2 separate regions of the Homo sapiens genome follow, and region 2 is linked to region 1. Evidence: chromatin contacts called from ENCODE Hi-C data. All regions are on one chromosome and are shown on one strand. The core of a region is the stretch at or near the end of the contact, and the rest is flanking DNA. Distances in the headings are between cores, read along the strand shown. Region 1 holds the start of PLAGL2 (PLAG1 like zinc finger 2). Region 2 holds the start of EIF6 (eukaryotic translation initiation factor 6).

The links. Hi-C counts contacts between places; a loop is a spot of excess contacts on that map. Pooled maps may share reads with other maps.
Region 2: a loop to region 1 is called in a map of CD4-positive, alpha-beta T cell, with 5 times the contacts of the local background. The contact joins the promoter of EIF6 here to the promoter of PLAGL2 in region 1. A Hi-C loop is called at or near these places in 2 of 168 maps with a recorded cell type or tissue (CD4-positive, alpha-beta T cell and naive thymus-derived CD4-positive, alpha-beta T cell) and 7 of 50 pooled maps.

The regions. Positions count from the first base shown.
Region 1 is chr20:32,205,602-32,209,595 of GRCh38, reverse strand. It overlaps PLAGL2 (PLAG1 like zinc finger 2), which reads left to right and starts at 1,853. Exons shown (of 3, transcript NM_002657.3): 1 at 1,853-1,955. POFUT1 (protein O-fucosyltransferase 1) reads right to left here and starts at 1,716. Exons shown (of 7, transcript NM_015352.2): 1 at 1,531-1,716. The coding sequence starts at 1,654. RefSeq lists enhancers at 1,377-1,506, 969-1,882, 3,798-3,847 and a silencer at 1,647-2,066.
Region 2 is chr20:35,281,699-35,286,021 of GRCh38, reverse strand. EIF6 (eukaryotic translation initiation factor 6) reads left to right here and starts at 1,250. Exons shown (of 7, transcript NM_002212.4): 1 at 1,250-1,296; 2 at 1,530-1,641; 3 at 1,761-1,846. The coding sequence starts at 1,535. It overlaps FAM83C (family with sequence similarity 83 member C), which reads left to right. Exons shown (of 4, transcript NM_178468.6): 4 at 1-291. FAM83C-AS1 (FAM83C antisense RNA 1) reads right to left here and starts at 771. Exons shown (of 2, transcript NR_109815.1): 1 at 707-771; 2 at 250-552. RefSeq lists an enhancer at 688-1,238 and a silencer at 1,331-1,520.

The DNA.
Region 1 (3,994 bases), core at 604-3,103:
GGCTGATTCCTCAGCCTGTGAATGCCTCAGAAGCAAGGACCCTGTGTGATTCCTTTTCTTAATCCCAGCATGGCACCTGTTCATTCATTTCACAAATATGATTGAGAGGCCACAATGTGCCAGACTCTGTGCTAGGTGCTGGGATACAGGAATGAACAAGAAGGACAAGGCCTCTGCCCCTAAGGCACTCACAGTTCACTGCAGAGACACTAAACATGTAAACAAATACATGAAAAATGTTGATAATTGCCAGAAAGAGATGAAAAAAGTTTGGTGATAGGGTAATGAGGAGATTACTTGGGTAGAGGTCAGTGAAATCCTTTCTGGTGACATTTAGGCTGAGATCTAAAGGATGGGAAACAGCTGGTCAGGCAGAAATGGAGGAGAGGATTCCAGGCATAGGGACCGCCACCTGCAGCAGTGCAGACTGGAAGACCTGAGCATGTGTGAGGAACGCAAAGGAGTTAAGTGTGGCTGCAGCTGGAGGATCAGCAGAGAAGGGAGTTGTGGAGATGGCCAGTGGAGGCCACATCATTCAGGGCCCTGAAAGTCATGGTCAGGAGTCTGGAAGCCACTGGGGGCCTTAAGATCATCCACTTCCACAATGATGATCCACCATACCCATTTCAACTGTGCACCTGGCATGGTCTTTAGATTCTCCCCTACCCTGCTCTCTTTATTTTCCCTTAGTATTCATCATCCTCTATGAAACTATGTATTTATTGTTTTATGTTTACCCCTTTTTGGGTTTGCTTGTTTCGAGACAGGGTCTCACTCTGTCACCCAGGCTGGCAGTGCGGTGGCACGATCAGAGCTCACTGCAGCCTCGAATTCCTCGGCTCAAGAGATCCTCCCACCTCAGCCTCCCAAGTAGCCGCCCAGATAACTCCCAAGGGACTACAAGCACACGATACCACGCTCTGCTTTTTTTTTTTTTTTTTTTTTTTGAGATTGGATTTTCACTATGTTGCCTAGGCTGATCTCGAGCTCCTGGCTTCAAGTGATCCTGCCTCGGTCTCTCAAAGTGGTGGGATTACAGAAGTGAGCCACCGCGCCTGGCCTACTTATTCTCAATTGTTTGTCTTCCCCAACTAAAATGAAGGCTCTACAAGGACACGGAGTTTATCTTATTCACTGCGGTATTCCCAGTACAGAGAACAGGGCCCGGCACAGAATAGGTGCCCCATAAATATTTGCTGAATCAATGAAAAATCACCAGGAGCCAGCGTGGGTCAGTGACATCAAGTCCTGCCCCACTAACTCCATTTACTGGACCCTGGACTGGCTTAGACCTCAAGCAAGTCACGTAACCTCTCCCAGCCTCAGTTTTCTCATCTGTCAAATGGAAAGTTGGACACGTTGGCCCCTCTGTGCCCTTGCAACTAAGGCAGAGAGGAGAAGAGCATGCCCCGTCCCGCTCTGAGGTTCTCTCCTGGACCTGTGAAGGTGTCTCTGGGCGCATCTGAGGAGTGGCTTTTCCTCTCCCGGCCTCAGTTTCTCCATCTGAGCAGAGGGCTTGGGAGGCCTTACCCATGCAGGGGCAGTAGAGCAGGTAACCGGCCGGGTCCCAGGAGCCCGCAGGCATCCCCGGGAGCGGCAGAAGCAGCAGCAGGAAAGACACGCTCAGCGGCCGTGCCCACGCGGCGGCGCCCATGTCGGCCCGGGAACCCGAGCCAGCCGCGGCGCACAGTCGGGGAGGGAAGGAGGGACGCGAGCGCCCGCCCCGCTCCCAGCGGTCCCTGCGCGCCGCCCGCGCACCGCCCCGGCCGCTCTAGCCCGCGGGCGGGCGGGACCATAGAGATCCCGCGGCACCGCCCCCTCCACGACCCGAGCGCCCGCTCGCGCGGCTCCCACAATGCACCGCACAATGGCCCGACCGCCGCCACTACCGGGGCCTGAGGGGGCCTGGCGGAGCCCGAGCGCGGCCCGGCCCGCAGCGTGGGGCCCCGAGCGCGGTGAGTGCCGGCGAGGGCCCCAGGGGACGGCGGGGAGAGGGGCGGGAGGCCGTCTCGCTGCGTCCGCGCGCCCTGTACCCGGAGCGGCGGCGCGCCTCATCTCGGGCCCCTCAGCGCGGTCGCCCACACCCCCGACCCGGGGCCCGGTCTGCGCCAACCCGGCCCCAGATAGGCCCTGGGGTGACGAAAACTCTCCCTGGACCCCATACCTGTGTCTGGGGGACCCGAGGAAGCCACCGGTCCCCTCCCTTCCGAGACCTGGAGACGCAGTCCTGAGGGTCCCCCATTCCCGACCCCTAGGCTCCCTGGAGACCCAGATAAGGCGCTGCTGACCTTACCAGGGACCCGGGTCTGGGGGACGCAGATAAGCTGCACCTGCTCCCTCCCTCCGACACGCCTACCCAGACCCACATAACCCCCTTTCCTGCTCCAGATAGCCCGCTCTGTACCCTGTTTCATTTTCCAGACTTACATAACTCCCTTTGAGGCTTCCCTCAAATATCTGGGTCTGGAGAAGTCGAATAAGCCCCACCTGTAGTTCCCTCCTCAGTGGCCATACTCCCAGGCTTTCGACATCTTCCATCCCGTTACCCATTTTGAGACCCTCTTGAAATTCAGAGGATACACTTCTGACTATCCCCATCCCCCCAGCCTTCCAGCCCTTATAATCCCCCATTTCATTCTTGTGGGGATCCCTTAGAGACCCAGGAAAGTTGCTCATGATTCCTTCCCATCCTCGCTCTTCCTTCCCATCCCAGAGACTCCCTCCAGACTTCTCCCTGGATTTCCTTTGCTTCTCCAGCCCTCATCCACTCCCATCTCTCCCAGGCTCGGGGAATTGAACCTTTCCCACACCACAGTGGGGTGATCTAAAAGTTGGCCTGGGACCAGGCTGTGGCCCACCTTGGTGGGGAGAAAGGGGCCTGTTAGGTGGAGGATATGGGGACACCTGTGTGGGGGAATCGGTGCTTTCACCTGCAAGCTTAGCCTGTCTCCTGGCTTGTGTGTTTTTCCACCTGTCAGCCATGGGACTGTGTGTAGAGTCTGGTCTTGGGTTTCTAACCTTTCTCTCCTAAGGTGAGGCCACCAGATTGGGAGCGGGGGTGTCGAATCACGTTTTCTCCCCATGAAAATGGGGTTGTGATGAGTTGCAGCCATTTGTTCAAGGCCTCCCCAGGAGTGGGAGGCAGCAGGAATCTGAGGAAATAGTGAATCAAAGAGACTCCAAAGAGGGCCCATCTACACTGACAGAAGAATTAGCAGCCTGAGAGTAAATCCAACCCCTGTTAATCCTGTTTGATGTTTCTTGGAATGGTGCAAGTCATTGAGACTCTCCAGCCTCCCTGTAATTTAATTCTCCCACCACTCTGGAGTGGGCGGGGGGGAAGGGGGCGACAGCATTCCCATTTCCCCTCTTCTCACTGTTTTCCAGCCAACCAGTGTGTTTTAGGATTTGTTTCTGGTTCTGAGATCAGGATCTGTTTTTTGTTTTGTTTTGTTTTGTTTTTTCTTTCCTCTAAGTCTATTTATAATTTCCCAGTTGCTATTTTGGGTTCTGCTTAAGGGAAGATTCTATCCCAAGGAACGTTCTGGGTCTATTTCCTCCGGCAGGTGTTGAATTGAGTTCTTCAGATCCCCAAGTAACTCTTGGGCAGGAGGATAAAAGCTATTTTAGGGTAGTCACTGAAGTGGAGCTGTTAATCCTCTGTGGGTCTCTTTAGTTAAGAACACTCAAAGATTAACCCTTTCCTTGTGCAGGGGTGTTATCTCTCAACTGTTTTTTAGGGGGGAGTGAGGAGAATTTGAGTGTGGCAGCAGAAGGTGGAAACATGCAACTCAATACAAAGACAAAGATAATAGCTCTCTTTTGTTGGGTACTTCTAGCAGGCCAAGCTCTGTGCTGAGCCCTTTGCATACCTCACTAAAATAATCCTTACAGCAAGCCTGTGAGGTAAGTATTTTTAGCTTTACAGATGAGGAAACAGGCTAATAATGGAGAAAGAACGCAGTTTCTATAGAGATGATGTAACACCATAAAA
Region 2 (4,323 bases), core at 1-2,500, 3.1 Mb before region 1:
GATGCCCTAAAGAGGACTGAGTGGGTCTGAGGTGAATGAGTGAGGAAGAGCAGAGTATGTGGATACCCGGAAACACACACACACACACATCATCATTATCATCATCATCATTGTCGTCGTCATCATCTTGCTGAGTCATCATCATCATCATCATCATTGTCGTCGTCATCATCTTGCTGAGTGTCTCTTGAAGTACAGGCTGTGACAGGTTGTGGGCCATTTTCCTGAACTCACCACTTACCCGGGATAGTAAACATGATACACATCAATAAAGGCAGACTTTATTGTGAATCACAGCGCCTGGTGTATCCTGAACTTTGAGGAGTTATGGGAGGGACACGTTGGGGGAATGGGAAGGGCACCATTCAGGCCAATTATGGGGAAACCCCTGGAGGAGGGTGAATGCCGAAGGAGGAATTGGGGGAGTCCAGGGGCTCCAAGTTACCACTGTGACATTTTGAGAGAACCCGGGGCTTTTGCAGATTCTACAAAATGTGGGCCAAGTTCATCCTGTCCAAGTGTGCAGCAGGGCCCTTGGCCCCCATCACTATCCTGGGGACAGAAGTTGGCTGCTGAGTGAGTGATAGAGGCCGTGCGAGAGGCACATCGTGGAAGCCAACCAGCACCCACATCCTTGCCCACCCTGGACCCCTTTCCAGCCTTTTCCTGAGCCCCTGCTTCCTCAGTCCTCCCCTCTCTCCAGCACCTGCAGCCTGGCTGCCTTTCCGTCTCTGGCTGCGCTCTTTCTCCAGCCTCGGTCTGGCCGCACTTCTGCCTCCTGGAACTCTCTCCATGGGTAGCCTCTTCTAGTCCACCCGTCTTCAGCCCCTCATCTCATTCGTCAGCACTCCACTCCCCTGCTGGGCTCCAGACATGGACTTCTGTCCCTCAAGGCACAGCTGGACTCATCCCTTTCCCCAAACCTGCCCTTCCTCCGGCTTCATTTCCATCAATACCTCCATCATCAACCCTTCCGCGAGACACTCCTGGCCCCTCCTCTCCCTCATGCCTCACAACCGACCAGCCGGAGGTCTAGGTCGATGACAGCTCCTAAAAAGCTCCTGAATGAATAATGAATGAATGAACGCGAGCAGGCTAGGCGTGGGGCCAGGCGGGGTCGCGCCCAGACCGCTCGCGACCATAGAGTCCGCCGGAGGCCGGAGGTAGAGGGGCTGGATGCGTGGCGGGGAGCGCCGGGCTCTCCCGGAAGTCTCCCTGGACGGAAGTGGAAACGGAAACCTTTTTAGGGAGTCCAAGGTACAGTCGCCGCGTGCGGAGCTTGTTACTGGTTACTTGGTAAGCTGGTGTGAGGGGAACCTGGGAGGGTCAGCTCCGGTCCTGGGTCGGGAGGGGTGGGGGCCAGAGGATTCAGGGCCGGAGGTTCTGGTGGGGGCCCAGTGGGCGGGACCCGAGGACGGAGGGGCCGGGAGGCCGAGAGGGGCGGGGTCGCGGCGGGGCCTGAGGGACGGAGGCCGGGATACTTGGGAAAGGATCCGCCGGCCTTGAACTCCCGCCTCCGCCGCCCCTAGGCCTCATGGCGGTCCGAGCTTCGTTCGAGAACAACTGTGAGATCGGCTGCTTTGCCAAGCTCACCAACACCTACTGTCTGGTAGCGATCGGAGGCTCAGAGAACTTCTACAGGTGCGGCGGGAGCCCCGGGGCTTACGGTGGCGGGGAGGCGTGCGCAGGAGTCAAGAGCTCCGGCAGTGGGAGGGTGCCGGCCCCTCTGCCCCGCCACCACCGAGTCCATGTCCCTACAGTGTGTTCGAGGGCGAGCTCTCCGATACCATCCCCGTGGTGCACGCGTCTATCGCCGGCTGCCGCATCATCGGGCGCATGTGTGTGGGTAAGGCAGGTGGAGGACGCCGAGGGAGGGAGTGGTCTCCAAGCACCATTAATTACACCCCCGGAGGGAACCCGGAGTGACCTAGGGATTCCCAGGGTATCATCTGTTATCTCTGGGCACTATAGAATCTCTCAGGCCAAGCGTCAGGAGATCGGGGCAACCCTCTAGCAAAGGCTGCTGGATAATAGTAATAACAAATAATGTAAAGTGCTTTCACTCCTGTTCTCATTCCTTCGTCACAAAGACACTAGAAGGTAGGAGTTACTGGCCTAACTTGACTGATGAGGAAGTTGAGACTTGACCTAAGTGACTCAGTAAGTTCCACACCTAGTTCCTAGTGTTGGAGAAGGATTTTTCTCTTTTTTTTTTTTTTTTGAGGCCAGATTTTTGCTCTTTCGCCCAGGCTGGAGTGCAGTGGCAAGATCACAGCTGTCTGCATCCTCAACTTCTTAGGCTCAAGTGATCCTCCCACCTCAGCCTACCAGGTAGCTAGGGCCACAGGCACGTGCCACCACACCTGGCTAATTTTTACATTTTTGGTAGAGACGCGGCCTCCCTGTGTTGCCCAGCCTGGCCTTGATCTCCTGGGCTCAAGTGATCTTCTTACCTTGGTCTCTTAAAGTGTTGGGATTATAGGCGAGAGCCACTATACCCAGCCGAGGATTTGTATCTCATCTCTCCCTGCCACTGACTGGGCAAGGTGCTTTCTCTTTCTAAGCATCCATTTCTGTCTCTGTAAAGATTAGCTAAGATATGCGGTCTTCCTGCTCAGTTACGTTGGAATCTTAAATTCCCTTTACCACATCTCTACCCTACCTTCCTACCTGTCAGCACTGTTAATTCTGGTCGTTGGTCCTTTCCTTTTTATTATTATTATTATTTTTTTTTGAGATGGAGTTTTCGCTCTTGTTGCCCAGGCTGGAGTGCAATGGCACGATCTTGGCTCACTGCAACACTCTCTTCAAGTGATTCTCCTGCCTCAGCCTCCCAAGTAGCTGGGATTACAGGCGCATCCCGCCACACCCGGCTAATTTTTTTGTATTTTTAGTAGAGATGGAGTTTCACCATGTTGGCCAGGCTGGTCTTGAACTCCTGACCTCAGGTGATCCTCCCACCTCGGCCTCCCAAAGTGCTGGGATTACAGGCGTGAGCCACTGCGCCCGGCCGGTCCTTTCATTAAGCTGGATCTGTCTTCCATTACTGCTGCCCATTGTTTCTTAGTTCTGCTCATTGAGGTCACTTTTAGAAGTCTGTTTATTTTATTTTTTTACTTTTACTTTAATTTTTAAAAATCTTAAGCCTGCTTGGGAGGTCGAGGCAGGTGGATCACCTGAGGTCAGCAGTTCGAGACTAACCTGACCAACATGGAGAAACCCCGTCTCTACTAAAAATACAGAAATTAGCCGGGTGTGGTGGCGCATACCTATAATCCCAGCTACTTGGGAGGCTGAGGCGGGAGAATTGCTTGAACCCTGGAGGTGGAGCTCACCCTGCGGTGAGCTGAGATTGTGCCATTGCATTTCAGCCTGGGCAATAAGAGTGAAACTGTGTCTCAAAAAAAAACAAAAAACAAAAAACAACAACAACAAAAACTTAAGCCTAGTGACCTCAAAGTATTTTCCTATTCAGTTAAAATACTCTGATCTCTAACCATGCCCTTAGGACTTGAAGCAAGTTCTGACAACAAGGGAGATTTTAGCTTAGTCCTTGTGTATTTTATGATGGGAGTGACCTGGAATTCAGAAATTGATTGGCGTGTATTTGTAGATTGTTCATTCTTGTTGCTGTATGGTGTGTTTTGTGTAAGTATATCACAACGTATTCATCCATTCCATCGACAGTGCATTTGGGCAGTTTTCACTTTGGTCTGTTAGGAATAGTGCTGCTGGCCGGGCATGGTGGCTCACGCCTGTAATCCCAGCACTCTGGGAGGCCGAGGCGGGCGGATCACGAGGTCGGGAGATCGAGACCATCCTGGTTAACACGGTGAAACCCCGTGTCTACTAAAAATACAAAAAAATTAGCCAGGTGTGGTGGCGGGTGCCTGTAGTCCCAGCTACTTGGGAGGTTGAGGCAGGAGAATGGTGTGAACCGGGGAGGTAGAACTTGCAGTGAGCCGAGATTGTGCCACTGCACTCCAGCCTGGGCAACAGAACAAGACTCCGTCTCAAAAAAAAAAAAAAAAGTAATAGTGCTGCTATGTTTTTTTAGTGAACACATGTACATATTTCTACTGGGTATATGATACCTAAGAGTGGCATGGCAGAGTCACAGGTTATGTGACTATTTAGTAGTAGTTGCAGATGATGCCAGATAATTATCTAAAGTGATTGACCAACTTACACTCCTGTCTCAGTATGAGAGTTCAGTTGCTCCATATATCTTTGCCAACACTTGGAATTGATGACTTGTAAAAATTTTAGTCATTCTGGCTGGGGGCAGTGGCTCACACCTGTAATCGTAGCACTTTGGGAGGT